Regions from separate parts of the Homo sapiens genome. Here region 2 is linked to region 1. A link is an interaction called in ENCODE POLR2A ChIA-PET data of the cell type or tissue named here. Cell type or tissue: PC-3. All regions are shown on one strand. Links, peaks and the distances in the headings refer to the core of each region. The heading gives the core; the rest is flanking DNA.

Region 1 (15,486 bases), core at 327-8,326:
GTTCGAGACCAGCCTGGCCAACACGGTGAAACCCCGTCTCTACTAAAAATACAAAAATTATCTGGGCATGGTGGCAGGCGCCTGTAATCCCAGCTGCTACTCAGGAGGCTGAGACAGGAGAATCACTTGAACCCGAGAGGTGGGGGCTGCAGTGAGCCGAGCTCACACCACTGCACTCCAGCCTGGGCGACAGAGCGAGACTCTGTCTCAAAAAAAAAAAAAAAAAAAAAAGAGGGCCATAGATGTACTAAGGTTTCTCAGAAGTGATTAGAGAAGCTTCAGATGGGTTTTACGCAGTCATTCAACAAGCATTTATTGAGTACCTACTGTGTGCCAGGCAGTGAGGACACAAAGATGAAAGAGTCCCAGCCCTCAAAGAGCTCGCCGTCTGAGTGGACATGTCAAGTAAACAGGCTATTGCCGAGCAACGTAAGTGCGATATTAGAGGTGTGTACTCCGCATGGAGGTAGAGGGAGTGATTACCTCTGCTGTGTGTAAAACACATATTGATTGAGAGCTTTACCATGGGCCAGGTGCTGTGCTGAGCGTTGAACAAGACACAGGACGGAGTGGGGAATGCTTTGCAGCAGTGACAGCCTGCACAGTGGCATGGAGGCATGGGTCACTGTGGTTACCTGGGCAAAGGGGGCTAGGCCTCATGCTGGACACTGGGGTGCAAACAAGGGCACAGCATTGGAGAATGAGGCTGGGCCCCATCTTGGAAGGCTTTGGAGGCCTGAGGAAGGGGCTTGGGTGTTACCTATACATGGAGGCCTTCCCAGCCTTTTGGAGGATGAAGACTTTTTCAAAAACAGTTAAAAACTTCTGATGAGCCGGGCGCAGTGACTCACGCCTGTAATCCCAGCACTTGGGAGGCTGAGGCAGGCAGATCACAAGGTCAAGAGATCGAGATCATCCTGGCTAACACGGTGAAATCCTGTCTCTACTAAAAACAACAAAAAATTAGCCGGGTGTGGTGGTGGACGCCTGTAGTCCCAGCTACTCGGGAGGCTGAGGCAGGAGAATGATGTGAACCCAGGAGGTGGAGCTTGCAGCGAGCTGAGATTGCACCACTGCACTCCAGCCTGGGCGACAGAGTGAGACTCCATCTCAAAAAAAAAAACAAAAAAAAACAACTGATGAGCTTCCACATGCTTGGAATTTGGCTTTTAGTGTCTTTTTTTTTTTTTTTTTTTTTTTGAAACAGAGTCTTGCTGTGTTGCCCAGGCTGGAGTGCAGTACCACGATCTCGGCTCACTGCAAACTCCGCCTCCCGGGTTCATGCCATTCTCCTGCCTCAGCCTCCCAAGTAGGTGGGACTACAGGCGCCTGCCACCACACCTGGCTAATTTTTTGTATTTTTAGTAGAGACGAGGTTTCACCGTGTTAGCCAGGATGGTCTCGATCTCCTGACCTCGTGATCTGCCCACCTTGGCCTCCCAAAGTGCTGGGATTACAGGCGTGAGACACTGTGCCTGGTCTAGTGCTTTTTTTTTTTTTTTTTTTTTTTTGAGACAGGGTCTTTCTTAGTTGCTCAGGCTGGAGTGCAGTGGCACAATGACAGCTCACTGCAGCCTCAACCTCCTGGGCTCAAGCAATCCTCCTACCTCAGCCTCCCAAGTAGTTGGGACTACAGGCACACACCACCACACCCAGCTAATTTTTAATTATTTTTAGAGACAGGGTTTCACTATGTGTTGCCCAGGCTGGTCTCGAACCACTGTCTTTTTTTTTTTTTGAGACAGTCTTACTCTGTCACCCAGGCTAGAAGTACAGTGGCACAATCTTGGCTCACTGCAACCTCTGCCTCCTGGACTCAAGCGATCCTACCACCTCAGCCTTCTGAATAGCTGGGACTGCAGGCATGCGCTACTGCGACTGGCTAAGTGTTGTATTTTTAGCAGAGACAGGGTTTTGCCATGTTGTCCAGGCTGGTCTTGAACTCCTGGTCCCAAGTAATCTGCCTGCCTTGGCCTCCCAAATTGCTGGGACTACAGGCGTGAACTACCGCACCTGGCCGAACCAGTGTCTTTATATTGAGAAAATACATGCGTACTGAGGACTCTCTCAAATGGTCAGTTTCTCTCCTGCACTGCTAACAGCTCCTCCTGCAAGTCTGTCCCTTCTGTCTGTGGCTCCTCCCCACTCATTATAGCCAGAGGGTCTTTCAAACATGCAAATCTGGTGCTGTCCACCCCCTACTTAAAGCTCCACCACAGCTTCCCTTTGTCCACAGGGTCAAGTCCAAGCTCCCCTCTCTGCCCTGTGCTCTGGCCTTTGTTTACTGATAAACTGCTCTGCACAGGTGTTGACATGCTGTTGCTAATGTCACTTCTGTATGTGCTTTTTTTCCTTATTGGCACCCCCTGCTTCAAGGGGGAATGAAGTCAGGAAGTGAGGGGTCTGGCCAGCTTCTAAAGATGCCTTAGGAAGCCTTCCCATGGCTCAGACTTACACACATCTCTATAGCTAACAGAGGGAGGGCACCGGTGGGAGGCAGCAGGCACAAGTCCTTCAGGGCATGTCATGCTGTGCCCGTTGTCCTGCCCTGGCTCCTGCCCCTACCCCAGGGTGTAGGGAGGGCCCTGGCTGTCCCTTGTCTATGGGGCCTGGGCCAGTGCACCACCTGGTATGAAGTGAGGCCAGGTGGATGTCAGCCTGTGGCCTCCTGGACTTTGCTGGAGCTCTGCGTCCTGCCGGGATGGTGAGGAGGCAGAACCCTGAGGGCCTGATCTGTCCTGCAGAGTGACTCAGTCTCCCTCTCACACATCTGGCTTCAAAGTTCTGAAGGTGACTTGGTCCTGGGTGGCTGAGGAGTGATTTCTTAGGTCAGAGTAGACCAAGGCACATAGGAGGGCCTACTTCTCTCCGGTAAACTTCTCTTCTGGCACTAAAGGGTGCTGCGGACTGGGATATTCTCAGAGGAGGCCTGACATCCGGGTCATGTTCTGGGGTCCCAGGGGTCCCATTTAAGGCTTTAACCTGTGGCTCAGGTGATAAGAGGAGACTCAGGACCAGTCCCTTAACAGGTTGGTGGAACTGTGAGTAGAAATTTTTTTTTGCTCCGCCCCTACCCAAAGTGGCTTCATTGAGATTCAGCCTATCTCCCACCCTTCCTGTGCTGTGATGAGGGACTCTGGGGACTGGGAGTGAATAGGCCCTGCTGAGTGCAGGGAAGACACACTCTGGCCTTCCTCACGCCAGGCTGGAGACCTGGCACTGGGCTCTGCTCCTAGCAGCCTGGAAAGCTGTTATTCTAGAACCTGATAACTGCTTGGGCTGGGCTGAAGATAAGAGGCAGCTGTTTGAAGTCCAGAGAGATAACAGCTTCAGAGAAATTTGATAAGAGGAGTGAGATGCACTGGGTTAAGCTCACCAGTCTCGCCTGTTTGCCTTTTGCCAGTTTATAATCATAACCAGCACTGTACTCTCAAGTCAGACTTCCCAGCACCGCGAGGAACCTCAGTGTCACTGTCTCTTAATGGTAGTCTGTGCATCTCTCCTGAGGTCCGCGCCTGGGCCTGCAGGCCTCTGTGCTTGTTCTATGAAATGACCCTCAGCCCCCAGCCCTGCCTTTCCAACCTCATTTCTTTCCTGCCCATTGGTTCTTTTTCTCAAATGTATTCACTCCTGCATCCATTCATTTAACAAATATTTTATGAGTGCCCACTTTGTGCCAGGCACCATTCTGGGCACCGGAGATGCACCGAGGATGCCACCAGGCATGGTCTCTACTCTCACTGGGCTGTGTTCTGGGTAGCCGGAGACAAAAGATAAATCAATAATTGTAGTGGGTGCTGAGTGCAATGGAGGAAAGTCTAAGAGGGCTGTGGTGGGGAGGGACTATGGGGACAGCACAGGGTGGCTTTAGAGTGGTCAGGATGACCTTCCTACAAATACCCTGGGGGATAAGAATGAGCCATGCCAAAACCTTCCTGGAGAGGAGAGAGCCAGCGCAAAGGTCCTGGGGCAGGAGTGAGCATGATCTGGGGGTTAAATAGAAGCTGGAGAGAAGAGGATGGTGGGCAGAGGCCTGATGAGGACAGTCAGACAGGCCTAGATAAGAAGTCTGGAGATGATGATATGCAGAAAACCAACCCACAGGAAGGTGAGTCAGAAGGAATCTGGTCTATGTTTTGAAAAATTTACTTTGGGCTGGGCGCGGTGGCTCACGCATGTAATCCCAGCACTCTGGGAGGCTGAGGCGGATGGGTCACAAGGTCAGGAGATCAAGACCATCCTGGCCAACATGGTGAAACCTCGTCTCTACTAAAAATACAGAAATTAGCCGGGCATGGTGGTGTGTACTTGTAATCCCAGCTACTTGGGAGACTGGGCAGGAGAATCGCTTGAACCCAGGAGGAGGAGGTTGCAGTGAGCCGAGACTGTGCCGCTGCACCCTAGCCTAGCGACAGAGCAGGACTCCATCTCAAAAAAAAAAAAAGAAAGAAAGAAGAAGAAAAACTCACTTTGGCTGCCATGTGGTAGCCAGGGCAGAGAGACAGGCATGGTGAGCAGGAGGGTCAGCATGGGAGGATGGATGCTGGCTCTGGTACTGACTCTCTGTTAGACCTTGGGCCAGACACTTAGCCTCTGTGCTTCTGTTTTCATAGCTATAAAACAGGGTTTCTCTTCACCTGTCTTCTGGTGCTGCCCTGGGTGCTGCCCCAGGTGAAGAATGCTGTGGTGAAGGAGACAGACCCTGCCCTTATGGGACTTCCACTCAAATGGAGGAGTCAGACCTCAAACCAGAGAATCCACAGGGAATGCCAAGTGCTATGTGAGAAATTAAAATAGGATGATTGCTAGAGGGTGACAGGGTGTGATTAGAGAAGCCCACTCCAAGGAAGTGACATTTAGCCTGAGACCCGAATGATGCTGGAAGGGCCCTTGAGGAAAGGAGCTGGAGGGATGGCCTGCTTTACTGGTCTGGAAAGGTCAGACAGGCTGTGGCCTGTGGGAAGTGCTCTGCAAATGTTTGGAGTTTTTTTGTTTTTGTTTTTTTGAGACAGAATTTCAATCTTGTTGCCCAGGCTGGAGTGCAGTGGCACGATCTCGGCCCTCCACCTCCTGGGTTCAAGCGATTCTCCTGCCTCAGCCTCCTGAGTAGCTGGGATTACAGGCACCCGCCACTACACCTGGCTAAGTTTTTGTATTTTTAGTACACATGGGGTTTCACCATGTTGGCCTGGCTGGTCTCGAACTCCAGACCTCAGGTGATCCATCTGCCTCGGCCTCCCAAAGTGCTGGGATTACAGGTGTGAGCCACCGCGCCCGGCCTGCTGCTGTTTATTTGAAGGGCCCCCATGCCCTGACCTGAAGCTGCCCACATCTGGACCTGCCTCATTCAGGGAATTCTGAAGTCTTCTGGATAGATCCTTAGCAAAGTCCTTCCATCGCCCCTCCCCCAACGCCCTGCCCCACCCTGCCAGTCACATACAGGCTTGTTCTGAAGCCTGTGAGGAAACTGTCCCTCTCAGCCCCACCTCCATGCCCAACCAGGCCGCCCCAGCACAGCCTGCCTGACTCCTGGAAACAGATGGAATCTTAGATCCAGTTTAATCCTTCCCATTTTCCATATGGGGAAACTAGGGCCATGTGTTTTATCTAATATTCCTTTTCATATAGTCTTTTTTTTTTTTTTTTTTTTGAGATAAGACTCCTGCTCTGTCACCCAGGCTGGAGTACAGTGGTGCGATCTCGGCTCACTGCAACCTCTGCCTTTCCAATTCAAGTGATTCTCCTGCCTCAGCCTCCCGAGTAGCTGGGATTACAGATGTGCACCACCACACCTGGCTAATTTTTGTATTTTTAGTAAAGATGACGTTTCACCATATTGGCCAGACTGGTCTCAAACTTCTGGCCGTATATGATCTGCCTGCTTTGGTCACCCAAAATGTTGGTTTTTGGGGTTTTTTTTGTTTTTTTTTTTTGAGATGGAGTCTCGCTCTGTCCCCCAGGCTGGAGTGCAGTGGCGCGATCTCAGCTCACTGCAAGCTCTGCCTCCCGGGTTCACACCATTCTCCCTGCCTCGGCCTCCCAAGTAGCTGGGACTACAAGCGCCCACCACCATGCCCGGCTAATTTTTTTTTGTATTTTTAGTAGAGGCAGGGTTTCACCATGTTAGCCAGGATGGTCTCGATCTCCTGACCTTGTGATCCACCCGTCTCAGTCTCCCAAAGTGCTGGGATTAGAGGCGTGAGCCACCGCGCCCAGCCAAAATGTTGGGATTATAGGCATAAACCACCATGCCTGGCCCCCTTTTCCTATATTCTTTCTTTCTTTTTTTTTGTTTGAGACAGAGTCCTGCTCTGTCACCCAGGCTGGAGTGCAGTGGCGCGATCTCAGCTCACTGCAACCTCCGCCTCCCAGGTTTAAGCAATTCTCTGCCTCAGCCTCCCGAGTAGCTGGGATTACAGGTGCATTCCACCATGCCTGGCTAATTTTTTGTATTTTTTTTTTTTTGAGACGGAGTCTCGCTCTGTCACCCAGGCTGGAGTGCAGTGGCACGATCTCGGCTCACTGCAAGCTCTGCCTCCCGGGTTCACGCCATTCTCCTGCCTCAGCTTCCCAAATAGCTGGGACTACTGGCACCCGCCACCATGCCCAGCTAATTTTTTTTTGTATTTTCAGTAGAGACGGGGTTTCACAGTGTTAGCCAGGATGGTCTCGATCTCCTGACCTCGTGATCCACTCACCTCAGCCTCCCAAAGTGCTGGGATTACAGGTGTGAGCCACCGCGCCCGGCCATTTTTTGTATTTTTAGTAGAGACAGGGTTTCACCATCTTGGTCAGGCTGGTCTTGAACTCCTGACCTCGTGATCCACCCACCTCGGCCTCCCAAAGTGCTGGGATTACAGGCATGAGCCACCACACCCGGCCTCCTATATTCTTTCAACAATAGTCATTGAAATATTTATTGAATTCCTACTGTGTGCTGTTTTAGGCACTGAGGATACAGCAGAGAACAAAACACAAAAATCTTGTCCTCCCAGCCTGGGAAACATGGTAAAGTCTTGTCTCTACAAAAAATACAAAAGTTAGCTAGGCGTGGTGGTGCCTGCCTGCAGTCCCAGCTACTCAGGAGGCTGAGGCAGGGGGATAACTTGAGCCTGGGAGGTTGAGGCTGCAATGAGCAAAGACCGTGTCACTGCACTCCAGCCTGGGTGACAGAGTGAAAACCTGTCTCCAAAAAAAAAAAAAAAAATTCTGTCCTCATGAGGCTAATATTCTACTTGGAGCAACTGACAATCAAAATACAATTAACAACAATTATTGTGGTTATTGTTACGGGCGTGGTGGCTCACACCTGTAATCCTAGCACTTTGGGAGGTGGAGGTAGGTAGATACCTTGAGCCCAGAAGTTTGAGAACAGCCTGGGCAACATAGGGAGACCCTGTCTCTACTTAAAAAAAAAAAAAAAAGTCCGGGCACAGTGTCTCATGCCTGTAATCCCAGCACTTTGGGAGGCCGAGGTGGGTGGATCACGAGGTCAAAGACCGAGACCATCCTGGCCAACATGGTGAAACCCTGTCTCTACTAAAAATACAAAAATTACCTGGGCATGGTGGCGCACACCTGTAGTCCCACCTACTCGGGAGGCTGAGGCAGGAGAATCACTTTAACCCGGGAGGCGGAGTTTGCAGTGAGCCGAGATCACGCCACTGTACTCCAGCCTGGCAACGAAGCGACACTCCATCTCAAAAAAAAAAACCTGAAAAAAAATACAGTTAACAATAATGAAACACACAATTATGTCAGGTGCTGATATGTTCCCTGAAGAAAAACAAAGCAGAAGAAAGAAAAGGATGGAGATGAAACGGGTGAGGGTAGGCTTCGATGTGTTCTCCTCTCAGATGTTTTGGTTAAGAGAAGGTTTCAGTGCTGGCCTGAGGATAGAGCTGTGGAACCACCTCAGAGAAGAGACTTCCAGGCAGGGCTCAGAACACAATTCCCCAAAGTAAGGCATGCTGAGTATTTTGAACTAAAGGAGATGGGAAGGCCTCGGAAGCAGAGTCTCTCTGACCTCCTGCCCTGCTGCTCACCTTTCTCTTTCAAGGCAAGTCACAGAAACCAGAATTCCTCTTCCCCAAGGCCATAGAAACTAGAATCCCTCTCCCAGAAAGCAAAACCTAGAGAGGTCATTTTCCCTCTCTCCCTTCTCCCTTAAAGACCCTCATCCCAGAGGGGTCCTTCCTCATGCCTAGGAAGAAGAAATGCTACACAGGCTGGGCACAGTGGCTCACGCCTGTAATCCCAGCACTTTGGGAGGCCAAGGCGGGCAGATCACTTGAGGTCAGGAGTTTGAGACCAGCCTGGCCAACATGGTGAAACCCTGTCTCTACCAAAAATACAAAAATTAGCCGGGTGTGGTACCATGCACCTGTAATCCCAGCTACTCAGGAGGCTGAGGTGGGAGAATTGCTTGAACCTGGGAGGTGGAGGTTGCAGTGAGCCAAGATCATTCCACTGCCCTCCAGCCTGGGCAATAGAGTGAGACTTCATATCAAAAAAGAAAAAGAAAGAAAGGTTACACAGAGAAGCCAAGGAGAATCAAGCAGACAGGCCTTGCTGTTTCCTCTCTCAGTCACTGAGCATTAGATCATACCCCTTCATCCAATCACATTTCTACACAGCTACCATTCCTCATCAACCTTTAAGCATAAACTCAGACAGTTTTCCCCAGGTCTTTGGGTCTTCATTTCTGAAGGCTGTCTCAAAATTTTTTAAAAATTTTATTGAAATGAGGTCTCCCTATGTTGCCCAGGCTGGTTGTGAACACATAAAACTTTGATCAAATAGTCCAGGCCCAGTGGGTCACACTTGTAATTCTAGCACTTTGGGAGACTGAGTGGGAGGATTGCTTGAACCAGCCTGGGCAACATTGTGAGACACAGTCTCTATGAAAATTAAATTTAAAAAATTAGCCAGGCATGGTGGTGTGCACCTCTAGTCCCAGCTACTCGGGAGGCTGAGGTAGGATGATCACCTGAGCCCAGGAGGTCAAGGCTTCAGTGAGCTGAGATCCCACCATGCACTCTAGCTTGGGCTACAGAGTGAGGAAAAACAAACACAAACAAACAAAACCCAACTTTGATTAAATAAATCTGTTACGTTTTCTCTTGTTAACCTCCTGGTGGGTGAGAAAAGTGATCACACTTTTCTGCCTTTATAAAGGCCAGCAGCTGGAATGTGCGGCTCCTGTGAGGAAAGCCAAGGGGGCCTGTGCAGATGGAACAGAGCCAAGGGTGCGGGGGTGGAGATGAAGTCTAGGGCAGGGGCAGATAGCACCGGGCTTTTGTAGGACTTTGGCTTTTACAGGTAAGATGCAGAGCCATGGAGGGTTTGAACTCTCTGGCTGCTGTCGGGGGGCCTTGTGTCCTGTCTCTTGAACAGAACACTAATTTCCTGGGGGCAGGACGCACACCAAAGCCCAGTCAGGGGCTCTGTTCTGGTCAGCGGGCCAGCCTTGACCCCACAGTCCCACAGCCAGCCAGACCTGAAGGTGGGACAGAGGTCCCTGGACTGCCTTTTTGGGAGGACTAGTTTTCTTTCTTTTTTTTTTTTTTTTTTGAGATGGAGGCTTGCTCTGTTCCCCAGGCTGCAGTGCAGTGGTGTGATCTCGGCTCACTGCAACCTCTACCTCCCAGGTTCAAGCAATTCTCGTGCCTCAGCCTCCTGAGTAGCTGAGATTACAGGCGCATGCCACCATGCCCCGCTAATTTTTGTATTTTTAGTAGAGACGGGGTTTCGCCATGTTGGCCAGGCTGGTCTTGAACTGCTGACCTCAGGTGATCTGCCCACCTCAGCCTCCTGAAGTGCTGGGATTACGGGAGTGAGCCACCGCCCGGCCTGGGAAGACTAGTTTTCATGTGTATTTGTAGTAGGCCTGCTTTTGATGCTATCTCAGTGCATTGCATTGAACTCTGCATTTATTCATATCCCGGGCTATCAGCTTTTTTGTTTGTTTGTGTGTTTGTTTGTTTGTTTGTTTGTTTGTGACAAAATCTTGCTCTGTTGCCCAGGCTGGAGTGCAGTGACGTGATCTCGGTTCACTGCAACCTCTGCCTCCTGGGTTCAAGTGATTCTGCTGCCTCAGCCTGCTGAGCAGCTGGGATTACAGGCGCATGCCACCATGCCTGGCTAATTTTTGTATTTTTAGTAGAGACAGGGTTTCACCATGTTGGCCAGGCTGGTCTCAAACTCCTGACTCAAGTGATCCACCCATCTAGGCCTCCCAAAGTGCTGGGATTACAGGAGTAAGCCACTGTGCCTGGTCAGCCACCTTCAGCCATCACTGGCTTGTCAGTTCTTACGTATTCCACTTCCGCTTGATTGTAAGCTTCCTCCGGGGAAGGACGGGGTCTCCCAGACATTTGAATTAACGGTGATCTTTGCAAAAAGCCAGGAACCCCTGTGGGTGATTGCTGGCAGGGAGACAAGCTACACAGGAAAGAGCAGGGATCTGTCTGTGGCCTGGGGGTTAGGAGACCTAACAAAAGTTTTCTCACTCGGAGGCTCGGTCTCCCCATCTGTAAAAGGATATGGACTGGACTACATGGATTTTTTTTTTTTTTTTTTTTTTTTGAGAAGGAGTTTCGCTCGTGTCGCCCAGGCTGGAGTGTAATGGCACGATCTTGGCTCACTGCAACCTCCGTCTCTCAGGTTCAAGCAATTCTCCTGCTTCAATCTCCCCAGTAGCTGGGATTACAGGCATGCGCCACCATGCTGGGTGAATTTTTGTATTTTTAGTAGAGACGGGTTTTCACCATGTTGGCCAGGCTGGTCTCGAACTCCTGACCTTAGGCGATCCACCCGCCTCAGCCTCCCAAAGTGCTGGAATTACAGGCATGAGCCACCGCACCTGGCCGATTCTTTTTTTTTTTTTTTTTTTTTTTTTTTTGAGACGAAGTCTCCCTCTTGTCCCCCAGGCTGGAGTGCAGTGGCAGGATCTCAGCTCACTGCAACCTCCGCCTCCCGGGTTCAAGTGATTCTCCTGCCTCAGCCTCCTGAGTAGCTGGGATTACAGGCGCCTGCTACCACGCCTGGCTAATTTTTGTATTTTTAGTAGAGACAAGGGTTTCACCATGTTGGCCAGGCTGGTCTCGAACTCTGGCCTCAGGTGATCCGCCTGCCTTGGCCTCCCAGAATGCTGGGATTACAGGTGTGAGCCACCACACCTGGCCAAGGCCGATTCTTAAATTATGTTTGAAATACTAACAGAATCAGGCCAGGTGTGGTGGCTCACGCTTGTAATCCTAGCACTTTGGGAGGCCAAGGCCGGTGGATCATGAGGTCAGGAATTCGAGGCCAGCGTGGCCAAGATGGTGAAACCCCGTCTCTACTAAAAATACAAAAATTAGCTGGGCGTGGTGGCGCATGCCTGTAGTCCCAGCTACTTGGGAGGCTGAGGCAGGAGAATCACTTGAACCGGAGAGGCGGAGGTTGTGGTGAGCCAAGATCGTGCCATTGCACTCCAGCCTGGGCGACAGGAGCGAAACCCCGTCTAAAAAAAAAAAAAAAAAAAAAGAAATACCAACATAATCTATAGATACCTCCAGAATAATGAGTTGGTGCACAAAACTTTGCGTGTGACTGAGAGGAACAGGTTCACAAGCCCCTAAATTTGTCCCTAAGAGCTTGTCCAGTTCTAATAATGTGATTTTTGTGCACCGATTGTAGCACTAGCCCAGAAAGGCTCCAACCTTGGAGGACAGACTTGGTTTTAATCTCCAGGTGAGTGATTTAGGACTTGTTTTTGTTGCGTTCTGGAAAAGGTGTGTGGATATGTTTTTGGAGGCAAAGGAGGAGTTTGTGGTCTGGAGCCTGCATGTTTTCAGCCTCCAGGCCTGGTTACGTTGGCTTGATGGAGAAGGGAAGGCCCACGTGGGAGTGGAGCCAGCCAGTCTTTCCTGTGTGGGCGATGCAGGGGACGGTGGGGAGGGCCACAAGGTGGAGGAGGAGGAGGAATCGCGAGGTGGGAAGGGGCTGGGTGGTGACAGGCAGAGGGCTAGAGAGCTGTGGGCAGAACAGGGACCCCGTCCCATGTGTCTCTGGGCAGAGATTCACTCCACGCCAAAGCAAATAGGGAGAAGAGGCCCCTGTGAGTCTGAAGGGTGGTTCCCCCCTTGACTGAAGATCCCGGAGATGGGGGGTGGCCCTGGGCCAAATCAGGCACCTCCCTTTCTCACCAGGTAGTGCCTCCCTGCACGTTCACACCCAATGCTGTGTTGTCAGGGGCTGTAACCTGAGCCCTGGGTGCCAGGAGGGGGAGACCCACCCGGTCCTCCTCCTGTCCCCCCCAGCTCCCTTCCCTCTCCAAGGGCTCACACAGGCCCAGCCCATGGAAGAAATGGTGTTCTCAGTGGGTTTGGAACAGGTAAAGATTAGGAGCAGATGACAGGTTGTCAGTGGCTTCGAGGGCAACTACATAATCCCCAGCACCCAAGCTGCAGTGCACTTTGATCCAGCCTCTGAAGGCTTGATTATGAGACACAGCCCATGTTTCCATAAAGGGGAGAACAATTGTTTCCAGCACAGACAAAGGACTCTTTGTATAGCCCTGGGACCCGAGCCCCAGGAGGCACTCGGGGAGAGGAAGGACAGCCCCACCCCGGGTAGGGAAGGGGGTAGGGGCAGGGCAGTGCTGGGTGAGGCAGCTGCCTGGCTCCCATTGAGCTTGCCCATGATGGGCAAAGGGCATTAATGATGTCCCGCTGCTGGCACAGGGGCCTCAGACAGGGGTGAAAGGGGGCTTTTTTCTGAATTGCTCCAGCCTCATGCTCAAAATGCATGCAGTTTTATCTTTGTCGAGGCCGATGTTGGGGTATCTAGTGCCCCCCTACATTTGGGGAAGGGCTGGCTCCTCATTGGCAGGTTTCCACATCTATCAAACAGGCAGCAGGGTAGGGAGCAGGATTTGCTGTGCAGAGTGGGAGTTAGAACTTAGAGAGCATTTGGAAGTAGGCATGAAGAAGGGGCACGTTGGGATGGGGACGAGGTAGTGAGTCTGGATGCAGCAGTGTGTGTCCCTTGTGGAGCTGCCTCCTCCTCCTCCCCCCAGCCCTCACAGTTTCCCTGGGGCCTGAACATAGGATGACCTCAGAGTTTGCAAAACAAATCCGACTGTTGGAGAGCGTGAGGACTTTGCTTTGCTCCCCTTTCCTGCTTGGGAGAGAAGTCTGGATTGGTGAGGGCTTCTGCCCCCCTCATCCATTTGTTAGTTAAATCCAGCCCCTTCCCTGCCTCCCATTCCTTCTGTCCACATGTCAGGAGGCGTGGGCTGGGCCCTAGGCTGGCCTCCCAGTCAGAGGCAGCCATAGTGCAGGGAGTTGGCTTGACCCTGAGAAATTCCAGAAACACATCTGTTTAGGAGGATGAAGGCCAGGTTTGGGATCTTATTGGGGCTGCACCTGTGGAGACCAGAATGGCTCATTTTAGGGGGAAGGTAAGTAGAAAGTGTTAAATGCCAGCTCCTCAAAATCACTAGTACAATCTACTGATATCACAAAGCACAGTTTATTGCTCACCTTGGTGAGGGAGACAGAGATTTGGCAGTCTCTCCAAGTGGGGAAGGTAAGGTTGTTGGAAGTTTGGTTTAAGATGGATCTTGCAGTGCAGGGGCTTTGATTAGGACTGGGTAAGGATCGCCATTTCACAGTCAAGAATTGGTACAAACATCAAGGCCAGGATTTTTGAGACAAGGGATTCAAACAATGTTAGGAAGCAAGCTCAAAGTAGATGCTTCCATTGAAGATTTGATGGTTTTGTGGGAAGTTCCCCTAGTGAACAATCAGGTCTTTTACCTGGGCGGAGTCTATTGGAATAATAAAGTTATGCTAATGAAGACCATGGACTAGCAAAGTCACGTTAATGTAACCATCAGTTGTGTCTGTAGTAGGTAGTTTCCATTTTAGGTGTAAGTTTAGAGGGTGTGAGGGTAAAAGCTCTTTAGGGGCTGGTCTGGAGTTTGGGGTGGGGAATGGCAGGAGGGTCTATGGTCCTGAACAGCAATGACCAGACTGCAGGGCAGAGGCAGAGACACGTTAGACTGGAGAACTGGAGGGAGAGGAACTCCAGCTGACCCCAGGAGAGGTCAAGACTCAAGCATGTGAGCTGGAAACCAGGCCTGCAGGTGCCAAACCGGTCCCTGCCCGTGAAGACAGGCTGTATTGACTTTGGCAGCCCCACCCTAGCCTCCTCCCACCCCAGAAGGGCTTGAAACTGACACTGGGCCATGAAGGGGGCTGGAGATGTTCCCAACCCAGTCCTGCTCAGGCCGGCCATGGCTGGCTGCTACCCTGGCAGAGGGAGCCAGAGGGTGTGTATGGGGGAGGGAGGGAGGGATGTTCCCCTGGGAGGCAACTGGTGGAGTCCAGGGCTGGGGGCCATCAGGAATATATGAGTGGCCTCTTGATCTCAGACTGAGGACCCAGACAGACTAGGCAGTAGGTGAGAACAGATGAGTTTGGGGGACATCAGCTGTTCTCTTTATGGTGTAACTATGATTTCTTTTTTTTTTTCTTTTTTTGTGAGACAGAGCCTTGTACTGTTACCCAGGCTGGAGTGCAGTGGTGTGATCTCAGCTCACTGCAACCTCCGCCTCCTAGGTTCAAGCGATTCTCCTGCCTCAGCCTCCCGAGTAGTTGGGACCACAAGCACACGTCACCATGCCCAGCGAATTTTTGTATTTTTTAGTAGAGACGGGGTTTCACCATATTGGCCAGGCTGGTCCCTATGATTTCATATGAGCTGAAATCTACATATGTACTAGTCATCACAACACATCATTTTATTGATAAACTGAGGCATGGGGAGCATCGATGACTGATCAGGCAGATGGGTTGGAATTCAAGGTCCAGTCTGTGGCTTCAAGGCGAACTCTGCTGTGCCCCTTGGCAGCATCCTCCTGGGCTACTCAGGCATCTCATTCCTGCAGATGGCAAGAGGGGAGCTCAGATCACTCCTGTCTTGTCAAAGGGAGGAGGCGATAGCCTGAAACAGATCTGGGAAGAGGAAAGAGAATGAAGAGCGTGAGAAATGAAGAAGAGGGAGGGCAGTCAGTCCAGAGAAATAGGCAGGGACAGAGACAGGGAGGAAAAGATGAGAGGAGATGAAGAATATGTGTGTGTGTGTGTGTGTGTGCATGTGTGTATAAAACTATTACCAGCTTTCCAAATTTGATAAGTCATGTTCATTTCTATTGCCCCTTTTCAGAAAAAGATGGGAACAAGTGAAAGGGGACCTAAGAGGGCTAGTTAGGGACACAGGGAGAGCACAGCAGAGGGAAAGAGGCAGCTAGGAAGACAGGACAGAGGGGTAGAAGGGGTGGGGGAGATAGACTGAGACATCTGCCTTCTCCTCTGGGCCAGCTCTCTCCAGCTCGTCACCATGGTGATGGCTGCCCAAGGACTTTGTCCAGCTTCTGCTGCCCATGGGAAGTTATCTGGCCAGGATTTTGCTTTGCTGCAGGCTGAGAGATGAGGG
Region 2 (15,486 bases), core at 3,583-11,582, 240 kb before region 1:
TCTCTGGAGGCTTAGATTCATTCCCCGCCCTCCGCCCGCTCCCGCCCGCCTCTGGTGCGCAGGCGCGGCTTCGCGGATTGGCCGCGCGCGGGGGCCGTCATTCGGTGGCGGGTCCCGGCCGCGGGGCTGGCGGGCTGAGGGGAGAAAAGATGGCGGCGGCGGCGGCAGCTGGTGCGGCCTCCGGGCTGCCGGGTCCAGTGGCACAAGGATTAAAGGAAGCGTTAGTGGATACGCTCACCGGGATCCTATCCCCAGTACAGGAGGTGCGGGCGGCTGCTGAAGAACAGATTAAGGTGCTGGAGGTGACGGAGGGTGAGTGAGGCGGGACCGTCACGAGGATGGCTCAGCCGCACAATCCGCTGACCGCAGCTCCGTACCGGCTGGGGACATGGGGAGCCTGAGCCAGTTGGAGATGTGGGCGCCGAGAAGTGGAGCAGGAAGCGAGAGATTGATGTCGCTGGTGGTTGTGAAAGTCCGAGAGAGGAGAGGCGCGCCTGAAGGATAGGGTCGGGGGAGGTGGAGCCTGGGAGTGGGGGAGGGAGGGTGGAGACTTGAAAAGATAGATGGAGCCTAGAATCTGCAGGGGACGGAGATGGAGCTAGACTTGGTGCTGTTGGAGGAAGTAGCGCGGTCGGGGAAATATTTTTTGAGTCCAGGACCAAAGTCTTTCGCTGTTCTCTTCACCAGCTGGATTGTACTGGGATAAGAGTAGGGGGAGCTATTAGTAGGAGTGGTGAAGGGTAGGGCCTCGAAAAGGCGGCTATCAAAGCTTAATAGATGTCATCAAACAAGTTTCTGCCTCTGAGTTATAAACCTAGCTAGTTGTTTGTACTCTTCGTGTTTTCCCAGAAATTAAATGCATATGCGATTGCTTCACTGTCCTGACCATACTTAACGTTTATTTTAAAAATAATTTGCCCTTATTAAATACCTTTGTGCATTTCTGTTTGGAGGAACTGATCATCCTTTGTTTTTGATTCTTTGTCTCCGTCCTCTATTGTGTGCTTTAAAGTGATGGAGAAGAAAATAAACCATTGGTTCGAGATTTTCTATCAATTTCCTGCCGCGTGAGCCTTTCACCGGGTCCAGTGTAGCTACCACAAAGAACAATTTAATCCAGAAACAGGAGGAGAAATCTTCTTGGTCTTTGTGTAAGAAATATATCTGGTCAGAGCTTCACTGGAACTCCAAATCCTCAGAATCTCCCAACTCAGGAATATTTCCACCACCACTTAAATACTTCATCAGAGATATGGGAAATTGTCCCATCACACACCCATCATATTCAAAACCTTCAGTTAGCTCTCCTACTGGACGTATTTCTATTGAAAAGAATTTAGAACAAATCTCTCTTAAATTTAGTTTACATTCTTTCACAGTATGAAAGAGCTGTTGAAAACAAATTTTCTTCTGTTGGAAATATGTTAAGATTTGGGATCTAACAGGCTAAGGACCATTTTGAAGGCCCACTTGTAATTGTCATTGTTTTATAAAATATCAGATCTATACAGGAGAAACCACTGGTTAGGAGAAAGCTGTTTGAGAACCATGTATAAACTAATCTAAAGGAATTTTTAGCGGCTTCTAAATAAAATTCGTTTATGCACATTAATGTCTGTCCCCCTTGAGTATGAGGAAGGAAGAGTGACAAAGCAAAGGAACCTCATCACATTCAAGTTGTCACCTGAATAAAACTTGAGAGTCTGGTGCAAATTCATCTTAACTAAACCTTCCCTGAGTGGTACCCAGTGCTCCTGGTGCTCCAAATGCATGTCTGGCACCTTTGTATGAAAGGTGGACCTTGACTTGTATTTAAACTGTCTTACAACAACTCCACTTTTGCTCTGATCTTTTCAACTTTAGCCAAATGCCATGGTCTCATCTGGGCAAAGTCAATTATAAAGTTCTCGAGGTCTTTTTTGAAACTCTGATTCCTCACTTTATTCATCTTTTTTTTCTTGAGACTGGGTCTCGCTCTATCGTGTAGACTTTGGAGCAGTGATGCCATCATGGCTCACTGCAGCCTCAAACTTTTGGACTCAAGCGATCCTCCCACCTAGGCCTCCCAAAGTGCTGGGATTACAGGCCTCAGCCACCACACCTGGCATCTTTTTGAGCCTTTAAGTGAAAAATTAAATTTCAGAAGTACAGAATTTTGATCTAAGTCACTGATGAGAAATAGATCGACTGCCCCCCGACCCCCATAACTTACTGGTAATGTGCTGTTGGGCAGACTATGAGAATGAAAAGTATGGAAAGGCATCGATGCAGTGACCTGATATTGGTGATCTAGTAATAGAGCATATGACTCAGGTTTTGGATTTGGTTAGAGGGTTGGATCAGTCTCTGGAGTTTAGTGCAATGCTTCGGACCCTTTGGAGGCTGCTTGTGTCTTTTAAGTAGTCTGGCTCCTTAATGTCTATCAAAAAAACTATAGAGATTTACCCCCTTCTGTACCTGTTTTAAGGTGGAGAATGGCGGTCCATTCCCTCAGATGCGGTCTGCTTTCTTCCTCTTGTGGCCTTTAACAAGTTATCTTTGACATTGGGTTCAGAGTACCTCCCACCTTAAACTCTGTCTGAATCTCTCAGATGTTTTCTGAACATGGTGCAATATAGTAGCTGCTTCTTTACCAGCCTCAACCCTTCTTTACATGAAAACATAGAACCCAGCTTTCCAGCCGGGATTTAGCCAACTATCTGGCCTGATGAAACTGGCAGGACATGGTTCCTCCTATTAGAATGCCCTACAGAGCAAGATGAGCCATTCTTGCAAACTACTTTCCACTTCTTTGGTGTTGCTTCACATTTTAGTGTTTTTTGCTTTTGTTGTTGTTGTTGTTGTTGTTGTTGTTGTTTTGAGACAGAGTCTCAGTCTGTCGCCCAGGCTGGAGTGCAGTGGTGCGATCTCGGCTCACTGCAACCTCCGCCTCCTGGGTTCAAGCAATTCTCCTGCCTCAGCCTCCCGAGTAGCTGGGATTACAGGCACCTGCCACCATGCCTGGCTAATTTTTGTATTTTTAGTAGAGACGAGGTTTCACCATGTTGGCCAGGTTGTCTCGAACTCCTGACCTCAGGTGATCCACCCGCCTCGGCCTCCCAAAGTGCTGGGATTACAGCCGTGAGCCACTGCACCCAGCCCACATTTTAGTTTTACCCTGGTAGAAGGAACCTTGTTTTCTGATTCTAGGAAACACTTTTTTTTTTTTTGAGACCGAGTCTCACTCTGTGGTCCAGGGCCCAGGCTGGAGTGCAGTGGCATGATCTCAGCTCACTGCAACCTCCACCTCCCAGGTTCAAGCAATTCTCGTGCCTCAGCCTCCCAAGTAGTTGGGATTACAGGCATGCACCACCATGCCTGGCTAATTTTTGTATTTTTAGCAGAGGCGGAGTTTAGCCATGTTGCCCAGGCTGATCTTGAACTCCTGAGCTCAAGCAGTCTGCCCACCTCAGCCTCCCAAAATGCTGAGATTACAGGCATGAGCCAACCGGCCAGGCCGGAAACACTCTTAAAACTTGAAGTTAATGAGAAATCTGGGATTTGGTGTCTATTATTATTTGTGTTCTGGTAATCTTTTGATCATTTTTTGGTTCCATGGGGCCCAGGATCAGGTGACAACCAGATCTAGTCCTCCCTCTGTCCTCTCAAATAACCACACTGTCTTTGTGAGCTGTTTATTAGTCCATCACATAGGAGACTGATCCCACATGGTCTTTAAGATTAACTGGTCCGTTCCCTTTGCCAAAAACATTTGTTACCTTCCTTGGCTACCAGGTGATGATCCCTTGTCTTGAAGATTAAATGGAAGAATATCTAATTTATGGGGAAAGGACACAGGTCAATTGTCAACTCCCTGTTAAAAGGACAGGCAAGAGAAGTTGACATGCTGTGACCAAATTGTACTATAGATGAGATTTTAAGAAGCAGTTATCTTAGAAAATAAAGATTGCTGGAGCCTAGAGTAGTCCTGATCATTTAGTGTACCAGCTGATATTTTCTGATAAATAAATAAATTGCCTATAATTAATTATCACATTTTCCAGAATGGGCACCTGTTCTCTTAAGCCAAGGAAGTGTGTGTATGTGAGAGATCCATTTGATTCATGTAGCGTGTCAATCTGAAAAGGATAAGATAGGTTACTTCATCAGCCTGGTGTCCTGGAATGATTTTTTTTTTTTTTTTAATTTTATTTTTTGAGACAGAGTCTCGCTCTGTCACCCAGGCTGGAGTGCATTGGCATGATCTCGGCTCACTGCAACATCCGCCTCCTAGATTCAAGTGATTCTCATGCCTAGGCCTCCCAAGTAGCTGGGATTACAGGCGCGTACCAACACGCCAGGCTAATTTTTGTATTTTTAGTAGAGATGGAGTTTCACCATGTTAGCCAGGCTGGTCTCGAACTCCTGACCTCAGGTGATCCACCCACCTTGCCCTCCCAAAGTGCTAGGATTACAGGCGTGAGCCACTGCGCCTGGCTGGAATGATTTTCTTGAGCCCCTGTGCTTGCTATTTTTGCTAGTCACTTGGAATCTGGAAGAAACCCAGCAAACCTCTCTGAATATTTAAAGTCTATTTAACAGGGCTAATTAGATAAGGAGATGATGCCAGTAACCACCTTCATCAGATAGCACTCCCATCCTGAATTGAGAAGAACATTGCTTGAAAGTTTGGAAGTTATTATGGTGTACAGTATTCTGCAGATAATTGTTAACCTTTCATTTTTCTTTCTTTCTTTTTTTTAAGATACAGAGTTTTGCTCTGTCACCCAGGCTAGAGTGCAGTGGTGTGATCATAGCTTACTGCAGCTTCTAACTCCTGGGCTTACGCAGTCCTCCCAACCTCAGCCTCCCAAGTGGCTGTGACTACAAGCACATGCCCATACTTGGCTGATTTTTTTAGTTTTTTTCTGGAGATGGGGTCTTGCTGTGTTGACCAGGCTGGCCTTGAACTCCTGCCCTCAAGTGATCCTCCTAAAGTGCTGAGATTATAGGCATGAGCAACCACACCTGGCCCCTTTCATTTTTCTTAGGAGGATTGAGATTTTGAGTTTGATCAGGTTTGTAGGAAATTTACTTCTACCTAAATAGGGTAAAAAAAATTTTTTTTAAGTTTTTTTATTCGTTAGAGTAAAAAAACTTTTCTTTTCTTTTTTTTTTTTGTTGCACTGCTAAGAGTCTAAAGCATGCTTTCTAATTCTGTTTTGTTTAATAGGCAGGTTCATATTAAGCACTTTACAAACATAGTAGTTAAAAAGACTGGAGAGGTTATGAACCACCGAAGATCTCTTACGTCAAAGTCTCATATTCTGTACTCAGCTTCATCAACTCTTTTTCTTTTGTTTTTGTCTGACTTACGGTGAGATCATGAGAATTACCATCTTTTGAGAATGTCAGCCTTTTATTTTTGGTGTATTCGTGCTTTATTTTTTTATATCTTAAAATGAAGTTCTTTCCCTCTTTTTCTACTTCTTTCTCTACTTTTCCTCTAAGAATGGCATTATCCAAGTGGTGGAATGGGTTGCTTTCATTCAGAAGCTTTAATTCTTCGTGCCAGCATGCACAGACTTTCTTACATAACTAGATTTAGACCCTAGGACATTTTCTTCTTTGCTTATTTCTTTTTTGCCTATTACAAATGATGACATTTCCCCTATCATTTGGCCTTGTCTAGTTCCCAGTAGATAAGTCACAGAGAATACATTTTTCTTCCCTTCTACCACCATTATGTTGAACAGGGGAGGGGGGAAATTATCTCTCCCTCACCTTTCCTGGCATTCAGATGCTGCCGAGATACCTGTATTGATTTCCCCATCTTAGATGCCTAGAGAGATGATCCTGCTGGCTGGAAGTTTGCTTTCTGGTTCTCATGGGCACTTTTCTGGCTCTTTTGCAGTATAGCGTAAGCACTGTCCACCTGCGAAGGGCGCCCCTCAAGGATCCAGACGCACTCCTGGGCATGTGGCGGGCACTGAGCCGAGCGGAAGGCGGCCACGCTCGGAAAAAGGCCAGTGGTGGAGTTTTCTTTTTCCTTTCAGCTGTGGTTTTGTGGTGCTTACCAACTCCCATGAGAAATAGGGGGCTTGTCCAGGGGGTCTACTCAAAACCGCATCCTTCTCCAACAATCCCTGTTCACAATTCTTATTAGTTGACTGTCAAAGTACTGCCAAGTCTTGTCTCTCTAGGAGACCCTTCAGACCAATAGCATGTATTTCTTAAGTGATCCTTTATCCTCCATGCTCTCCTTTGGGTTTTCCCTTCTAAACCAAGTTTTAGATAGATAATGTTTTTGCCATATGGGGTGATAAGAGAGAAAGGGGAGCAAGGATAACGAGAGGGAAGCAAAAGACTAAAAGAGAATGAGACTAGAGAATGAAAGAGGGCAGAGGATTTCTTAGGAAGTCAAAGGATGCCATTTTGGATAGGAATAAAGGTATAATTAAGGAGAATCTAGAGTCAGGGTGAAAACCCAGATTAACAGAATGAACTGTCCTTATTTCACCATGGGAAAGGGAACTAGAGAAATTAAATTTCCTAACAAAAATAGCTTTAGAAAACAACTTCATATAGCCCTCTTGGCAGTGTTGCCCTTTGGCTCAACTTCATAGATTGAATGTTAGTTTAATCTTAAACAGTCGTTTCCAAGCAAAGCAAAATAAAGCGGATATTTATGTCTGTGTTTCTTATATTTTCCCTGCCTTCATCATCCCAGAGTAAGTTATTAGGCTATTCTTTCTCATATTTTTAAAGACATTGTGTTAAAGACACCAGGCCGGGCACAGTGTGGCTCACTCCTGTAATCCCAGCACTTTGGGAGGCCGAGGAGGGCGGATCACAAGGTCAGGAGATCAAGACCATCCTGGCTAACATGGTGAAACCCCATCTCTACTAAAAATACAAAAAAATTAGCCAGGCGTGGTGGCGGGCGCCTGTAGTCCCAGCTATTCTGGAGGCTGAGGTAGGAGAATGGCCTGAACCCGGGAGGCAGAGCTTGCAGTGAGCCAAGATCACACCACTGCACTCCAGCCCTCCAGCCTGGGTGACAGAGCAAGACTCCATCTCAAAAAAAAAAAAAAAAAAAAAAAACAGACACCAATCAGTAAAACCAGAAGTCCCCCAACACACACACACGTACTTTTTTTTTAACAAATATACTTAGTTGTATTTCAAAAAATATTGTATCTCTGTTAAGTGAAAAATCTGTAAGTAGGGTTTTACTACGTAACAGAAACCAATGGATAGGAGCAAATGTGTTGATCAGATTTAAAATAAGGCCAAGAGCTTTAGAATTATTTTCTGGCTTTTCCTTCTTTGCATTAGTTTGTTTCTTAGTTTGTTTTTTAATTGAGACAAGGTCTTGCTCTGTCATCCAGGCTGGAGTGCAGTGGTGTGATCATAGCTCACTGCAGCCTCAAACTCCTGGGCTCAAGTGATCCTTCCATGTTAGCCTCCTTAGTAGCTGGGACTACAGGTGTGCATCACCACACCCAGCTAATTTTGCATCGGTTTTATAGCACGGAGTTTACCATCAACATCATACTCCTTGGAAACAATTATTTATATAGCTTTTAAGTAAACTAAAGTATTATGGGTATGACACTCTTAAATGGTGAGTGATATCCTTGTATTTCTAGTAGGTATGTGGTCTAGACAGAATAAATTGGGTTAAGTAAAAGAATTTTGTATTTTCCCTCTTTCATCCCCCTATAACCTAATGCAAATAAGCTCTTTGTCTTTGAATTTTTGAGGCTTTGAAACATGTGGTCATGTTGGACATGTGGTCATAATTTTTGAAACTGTAGGGGTCTGTAGAGAAGGAAATCTGTTCATCTATTTTATTTTAAAATTTGTCTTTAGTTAACAATGATGATGTTATTTGAAGATTTTCTTTGCCATTATATATCTGCTTTTGAGCAAATATATGTTACTTGAACTTTAATGCTGCTTCTTTCATGCGTGAAAGAAATTAGCTTTTAGAAGGAGTCCATCTTAAAATACTTGTTGTAGGTACAGATCCCTTGGCTAACTTGGGTTTTTGGCCCCTACGTTGGTCTTAATCTTCTGATGATCTCTTATTCTCACCATCCCTTCCAGTCTCAGTGATGTGTGAAGCAAGGTGGTTAGTGGAATTTTGTATATGATCTTTGATAGGTTACCAGACATGATTAACTTATTACTGTATTAGAGTGAAGAGCTTCTAGCTACTGTGATCATCACTGGAGTGCATCCTTCTGGCAGGGATATGGAAAAAATATATTCATGCTAAGCTTTTCTCTGAAGAGAAAAGACTTGGAATTCTCTGGTTGATGAGAAAGGACCCTTAAGCTGTGATAGGACCTATGTGTAAAGTTTGCCTGGTCTTCATGCTCTAATGACTCCTGTGATCAGTGCCAGAGTGAACTGATGGAAAATGTGTGGTTCTTTTTCCCTTTTGTGAGCTGTGAGCCTCAGTATTACCCTACAGCTATATGAATATCAGTGCTTTCATTGGAAGGACAGTTGTTCAGATTTGTTTAAGCTTAAAGTCTTAAGTTTCAAACCCTTCTCAAAAAGTCTCATTCCTCAGTATCTTTTCACACTGTATATTGAAGAATTTCTTCATTTTGATCTTGTTTTAGTTTGTCCCTGTAGTAATGATCCAAAAATTATGCTCTTGCTAGGAACATTAAAAGTCCAAATCATAATGACCTATGGAAAAATTATTTAAATCATGCCTTAAAAGAAAATACTAGGCCAGGCACGGGGGCTCATGCCTGTAATCCCAGCACTTTGGGAGGCTGAGGCGGGCGGATCACTTGAGGTTGGGAGTTTGAGACCAGCCTGACCAACATGGAGAAACCACATTTCTACTCAAACTACAAAATTAGCTGGGCGTGGTGGCACATGCCTGTAATCCCAGCCACTCGGGAGGCTGAGGCAGGAGGATCGCTTGAACCCGGGAGGTGGAGGTTGCGGTGAGCTGAGATTGCGCCATTGCACTCCAGTCTGGGCAACAAGAGTGCAACTCTGTCTCAAAAGAAAAAAAAAGGAAATGCTGTTATGTCCCAGATAATTTGTGAATGTGCTTGTAGATTATTGTGAAGGAAGTTACATAAGGCACACCAGAATTGGTTCACCATGTCCAGGGAGGCCAATCCTGGGTGGACAGTGACATTCTAAGCAGACTTGAAGCCATGAAGTCTAAGTATCATCCATTATCACACTAAGTATCTGAACTCAAAGGAATTGTGGATGCCCTTACTAGTTGTCTTTCTCCTTTAAATGGATTTCACATGTGCATTTTAGAGTGCTTTTTTCCATTGAACTGGAACATTGCTATCCAAGAGATGTTCCTGAATTATCTGACTCATCTGTGTTTTAGAATCAGTTCTGATAGTTGACTCCCATATCTTCGGGTTGTAGATACCTGTTGTTTCTTCTCTTGCTACAAATGGGTTTTATAGATTTAACCAGAGTCTGTACTAACCAAATTAATCCTAAGAATTAGAATGGATTGCAGTATCTGTAGGGGGATTGTGCAAGTTTCAAGTGTTTGCTTGTGATTTAATCATTTAATAACTCTTTCAGAAAGAATGTGGCTTCTTCTGTGGCGGTCATGCCAAAAAAAAAAATCCACTTTCCTGAGTGAAACAATAGGTGCCATAGGAGTGGATCAAAAACTGCAGCTTAAAGGCATAATAAGAATGAATTAAGAATCTAAGAATTCAGTAAAACAGGACATAAAATATAAAAATCAATAGCTTTCACATACACAAACCATAAAAGGTTAGAGGACGTAATGGTTTTTTAAAAACCAAAACCAATTTACAGTATCAACAAAAAAGTAAATGCTTAGGAAATGTGTAAGAACCTATTAGAGGAAACTTTTTTTTTTTTTTTTGAGATGGAGCCTTGCTGTGTCACCCAGGCTGGAGTGCAGTGGCATGATCTTGGCTCACTGCAACCTCCGCCTCCTGGATTCAAGCGATTCTCCTGCCTCAGCCTCCCAAGTAGCTGGGACTACAGGCGCCCGCCACCACGCCCGGCTAATTTTTGTATTTTTAGTAGAGATGGGGTTTCACCATGTTGGCCAAGCTGGTCTCGAACTCCTAACCTCAGGTGATCCACCTGCCTTGTCCTCCCAAAGTGTTGGGATTACAGGCGTGAGCCACTGCGCCCAGCCTAGAGGAAACTTTTTGAGACAAGATTTTGCTGTGTCACCCAGGCTGGAGTGCAGTGGCTCAGTCTCAGCTCACTGCAACATCTGCCTCCCAGGCCCAAGTGATTCTCGTGCCTCAGCCTCCCAAGTAGCTGGGACTTCAGTCACGCACCACCACGCCCAGCTGATTTTTGTATTTTTCGTAGAGACGGGGTTTCACCATGTTGCCCAGGCTGGTGCCTGTAGTCCCAACTACTCGGGAGGCTGAGGCAGGAGAATGGCGGGAACCTGGGAGGCGGAGCTTGCAGTGATCCGAGATCATGACACTGCACTCCAGCCTGGGCGACAGAGCAAGACTCCATCTCAAAAAAAAAAAAAAAAAAAAAAAAGTGCTGCTATGACTGTGTAGCCATTTGGAATTAGACCCATATCTCACACTAGATTTTTTAAAAATAAACTCTAAAATGATTAGGAGTCTAAACAGAAAAAATTAAATCATACAAGTACTAGAGGAAAACATGGGTGATTTTGTCTTTAAACTTGACATAGGGAAAGGGATTCTAAATATGACTCAAGATCCAGAGACAATAAAAGAAAATATTTTATTGATAAATTTGACTACATAAAATTTTTTTACAATTTACATGGGAAAAACACCACATAAAAAATCAAGAGACAACTGGCAAACTGGGAGGAATTTTTTTCCCCACAATGTATACTACAGACAAAAGGATAATACCTTTAATATATAAAGAATTCTTAAAAATTGAGGAACAAAGGACCAAAACAACACTCAGACATACAAAAAGTGTTTAAACTCACTTGTGGTTAGAGAAATATAATCTAAAACAACATTGAATTAACCATTTATCACCTGTCAGGCTGACAAAAAAATTTATTTTATTTACTTTTGAGACAGCGTGTCACTCTGTCGCCCAGGCTGGAGTGCAGTGGCACAGTCCCTCCTCACTATAGCCTCAACCTCCTGGGCTCAGGTGACCCTCCCACCTCAGCCTCCCAAGTAGCCGAGGCTACAGGCATGAGCCACCGTGCCCAGCTATTTTGGTGTTTCACCATGTTGCCCAAGCTGGCCTTGAATTCCTGGGCTCAAGTGATCTGCTTGCCTTAGCCTCCCAAAGTGCTGGGGTTGTAGGTGTGAGCCACCACACCTGGCCAAAAAATTTTAAATATGATAACACATTCTGTTGGCAAGACTGGAAAGATGCTCCTATGTATTGCTGGTAGGAGTACAAATTGGTGCAATCCTTCTGAAGGAAAATTTGATCACACCCAGTAGCTCCACAAATGCACTTACCTCTTGACCCACAATCCCACTTCTGAAAATCTATGCTGAAGACATCTTCAACATTTCAAAAATACATATTCACAATATTATTCACTGCAGCATTTTTATTAAAACAAAATATTAGAAAAAAACTAACTGTCCATACAGAGGAGAGCACACGAATAACATATGGTATATCTACATATATTATGCAGCTGTAGAGAAGAACTTCAGGAATCTCTTTGAACTGATTTGGAAATCCCAAGATATAATGTTAGCTGAAAAAAAGCAAAGTGCAAAAGAGTGTCTGTAATATACTCTTTTTCATGTAAACAAGAAGGGAATATTTAAAAAAATGTGTCTGCTCATTTGTGTAAAAGAAATACAGGAAAGAAAATCAGAAACTGATTTTGGTTACCTGCCTGCATGTAGTGGGTGGGGAATAGTTGTAAAGAAGTGGGTAATGAAAACAAGGTAATAGGGTTGAGGAAGAAGTGGCACTTCTTGGAATATTCCTTTTTGTATAGCTTTGACTCTGAGAATCATGGTAATGTTTCACATACCAAAAATAAATAAATAATTAAAATTAAAATCAAACAATAGGGAGGCACTAAAAATGGAGCAGAAGTAGTAACAAATGAACCTAAATGTTTTACAAATGAATAACATAACTTTTTAGGTGAGAGGAAGAACTAACCTAAGTAACTTTGTAAAATAGTATTTACAAATAGTAAAATAGTATTTGACTGCATCATGTAGGTTACAGTTAAAAAAACTATACACCAAAATTGTAGTTCAATTAATAGGTGTGTTTTTCACAAAGGTATGGATTAATACTTCTGTAATTGCTTTATATTTTAAGATTGAAAAAATAAGTATAGATGATGAGAGCCAAGTGTATCACTGTTAGAGAAAGAAGTTACAAATAAGGGAAGAGTAGAATGAACCTCGAGGTTTGGATTGGCATCTGGGCTATCAGTCAGTATGATAAATGGATGGATGGCTATATGGTTAGGTATACTGTACTTCCTAGCTCTGTTCTCTGAGAACGCCTAGGAATAGTGATACTCCTGTAGCAATGAACATACCTAGTGCTCACATCTTGGTTTCTAAATATAATTCTCCACTAAAAGACAGCAGGGTTCCTTGGAGGAGAAGTTGATATCTTGGCTTGGACAGAGAAAATACAAGATAAGTATAGAATATCTTGTGTATTCAAAAAATAAGGAAGTGCTTGATAAAGAATGGGGATGTATAGAAGTACACAGGAGTTAATTGGAAGGAGTTCCAGTGGCCAAAGCTGGAACAATTTGAGCAACAAAAAAAATAAGATAGTATTGGATTAAAACTCACAGAATAAAATAAATACTTATGAGTTCATATAGGTATAAATAAATATTAGGAAAAACAAACCATTTTTCCTCTGCTCTCACACTACAACAGTCAACACAGAAGACTTCTGTGATCTCAAAAATATGTGGAGATTTCTCCCCACCAGCAAACAAGCAGTCAGTTCTGTAGTGGACACCAGCTGGGTGTCCTCCAATTCAATTCCAACCTGTCTACCTGGAGATAGCATCAGATCCTACAGATTGAAAGCTCAGTCCCCAAAACTGCCCCCACCTGCTTGGATACCAGTTGCAAGTCTAGGCCTCTGGAACTTCTAACAGACCAGCTTCAAGTTGGGGTTCCCAGGACTCCCCTCTTTGGGTTTGATTAATTTGCTAGAGCAGCTCACAGAACTTAGGGAAATGCTTTTACAGATTTTTCTACAAAGGATATTCGAAACGATACAAATGAACAGCCAGGTGAAGAGATACATAGGATGAGGTCTGGAAGGGTGGAATGCAGAAGTGTGTTCTTTGGCATTTTTATGGAGGTTTCATTACCCTACCATGATTGATTGAACCACTGACCATTGATGATCAACTTAACCTTCAGCCCCTCTACCCTGTCAGAGGGTGGGATGGGGGGATGAAAGTCCCAACCCTCTAAGCCTGCCTAGATATTTCCAGTGACCAGCCCCCATCCTGAAGCTACCTAGGAGCTGCCAGCTATCAAGTCAGCTTATTAGCATACAAAAAGACATCACTTTGGAGTTTCTGAGGATTTTAGGAGCTGTTTGCCAGGAAATGAAGTAGAAGACCAAATACATATTTCACAATATCACAGTCCGCCCTTGGGTCTTCGAACCCTGATCCCTTATGTCAATAGGATGTCCAACTCAAAAGATACTGCCACATTACTAGAATCCCATTCAATAATTAATAGTCTAGTTCATCATATTGTATGAGTGTCTCCCAGGGTGAGGCTGCTCAGATTGGCAGGCTTCCTTTCATTCTTGTGAGGTTGCAAAAGCAGAAGTAGTCTTAGCAAACACAGAACTTTACCATTTCATGAGTTTGATATAATTGAGCTAAGAAGCAATGTCATCTCTTGCTCTGAGCCTCTTTTGAGGTGTTAATGTGATATTGGAATCCTCTCAGTTCATAATCCACTTATTCATTTCTTTCCTCTGAGCTACTGTTTCTTCTCTCTTAATAAGTACCCAAACTTTTCCACCTTTGGAAGGAGCATTACAATCAGCCACTGTGATGGTCTAGATTGCAGGCAACAATACTAGTCTAGCAAGTACCTCTTCCTCAGTGCACCCCCTTCAGATAGGGTTAGGTTACAGAGGTGCAGAACTAGTGGGCTATTTTTACTGTCAGGCAATATAGCTGTATTAACTGTTAGCCCCAATTTTGCTGGATGGGGTGAAGGCACAACCCATTCCCATCAGTCCATTAGGAATTCTGACCTAAGTTACAATACGTAGTTAGAATTTCTTGCCTAGGAATCATTCCTGCTTCCAGCACATGTAGTTGCAGCCCTGGTCCTAAGACCATTGCATCAGGTAGGGGAATGGGGGAAAAAAAAAGAAAAGGAAAGTTGAGGTGATGTGCGGGAAAAAAGACAGAAAGAAGTATCTTGTAAGTAAGAAGAGACTGTCTTTCACCTTTATCCTTCAGGAGCTACTTCAGGAACCAAGGACAAAAGCCAAATACTTTTTAAGAAAATATATTCTTGGTCGGGTGTGGTGGCCCACACCTGTAATCCCAGCACTTTGGGAGGCTGAGGCAGGCAGACTTGAGGTCAAGAGTTCAAGACCAGCCTGGCCAACATGGCAAAACCCAGTCTCTACGAAAAATACAAAAATTAGCTGGGCGTGGTGGTACACTCCTGCAATTCCAGCTATTCCAGAGGCTGAGGCACAAGAATCGCTTGAACCCAGGAGACAGAGGTTGCAGTGAACTGAGATAGCGCCACTGCACTCTAGTCTGGGTGACAGAGTGCGATTCTGTCTCAAAAAAAAAAAAAAAAAAGATATTCTTATTACTGTAGTCAGTTAGGAAAGAATAAGGCTTACAGGAGCTGAGAACCAGGAATCATGGATGAAAACCAAAATATATATTTTATAATATTGTAATAAATAAAGGAGAAGGGACAGTACTTCCTTATAAAAGAATTCCAATTAATAAAGTGAAGAGAATAAAAGAAATGCAAAATCACCATTAGGCAGGTAACACCCACAGATGGATGCTAAAATCAGTGGGTGAGACTTTGAAAAGAAACAGGATAATAGCAAAATGTCAAAATATTTCTCCCTAGATTTGGATCAGTTACAAAGGGAAAAACAGTACCTATAAGTAGAGAAACCCAGCAGACCTTGCCATGTGATCAAGGTTACCATAACCAGTAATAAAATTTTTATCAACATTATGTACTCCCTAATATGATATACTGAGAAGGACACAGCATCACTTTCTGGTATTCTTGCCAAAAATGTATAACCTCAATCTAAAACATGAGGAAACTTTAGTCAAACCCAAATTGAGACACGTTCTACAAAATAACTGATCGATATTCACCAGAAGTGTTCTGGTCACAAAAGACAAAAATGAAGACCTGTCACACTTTAGAAGAAACTAAGGAGACATGGCAACCAGATACAATGTGGGATCCTGAAGGAAAAAGGACAATAAGGAAAAAAACTGGTGAAGTTCTTATCAAGTCTAGTTTAGTT

The links. Peaks named below come from ENCODE experiments on the same cell type or tissue, not always from the same donor. Only the 100,000 strongest peaks of a DNase experiment are listed, where the experiment ranks them.
Region 2: POLR2A ChIA-PET joins it to region 1 with 28 read pairs; 2 of 35 experiments call an interaction of 5 or more read pairs at or near these places.

What each region holds. Positions count from the first base shown.
Region 1 is chr1:202,072,960-202,088,445 of GRCh38, forward strand. LOC105371684 (a long non-coding RNA gene) reads right to left here. Exons shown (of 2, transcript XR_001738375.2): 2 at 14,768-14,932. Among named protein-coding and RNA genes, the nearest start is that of GPR37L1, 42 kb to the right of the region's middle. RefSeq lists enhancers at 2,305-3,152, 11,702-12,461, 12,462-13,221, 14,103-14,247 and cis regulatory regions at 3,024-3,463, 14,170-14,181. In PC-3, for the core only: no CTCF peak of the experiment used is centred there; a DNase peak (open chromatin) is centred at 4,122.
Region 2 is chr1:201,829,061-201,844,546 of GRCh38, forward strand. IPO9 (importin 9) reads left to right here and starts at 97. Exons shown (of 24, transcript NM_018085.5): 1 at 97-312. The coding sequence starts at 150. IPO9-AS1 (IPO9 antisense RNA 1) reads right to left here and starts at 499. Exons shown (of 3, transcript NR_046696.1): 1 at 1-499. RefSeq lists enhancers at 1-175, 187-396, 10,041-10,335 and a silencer at 1-136. In PC-3, for the core only: no CTCF peak of the experiment used is centred there; no DNase peak of the experiment used is centred there.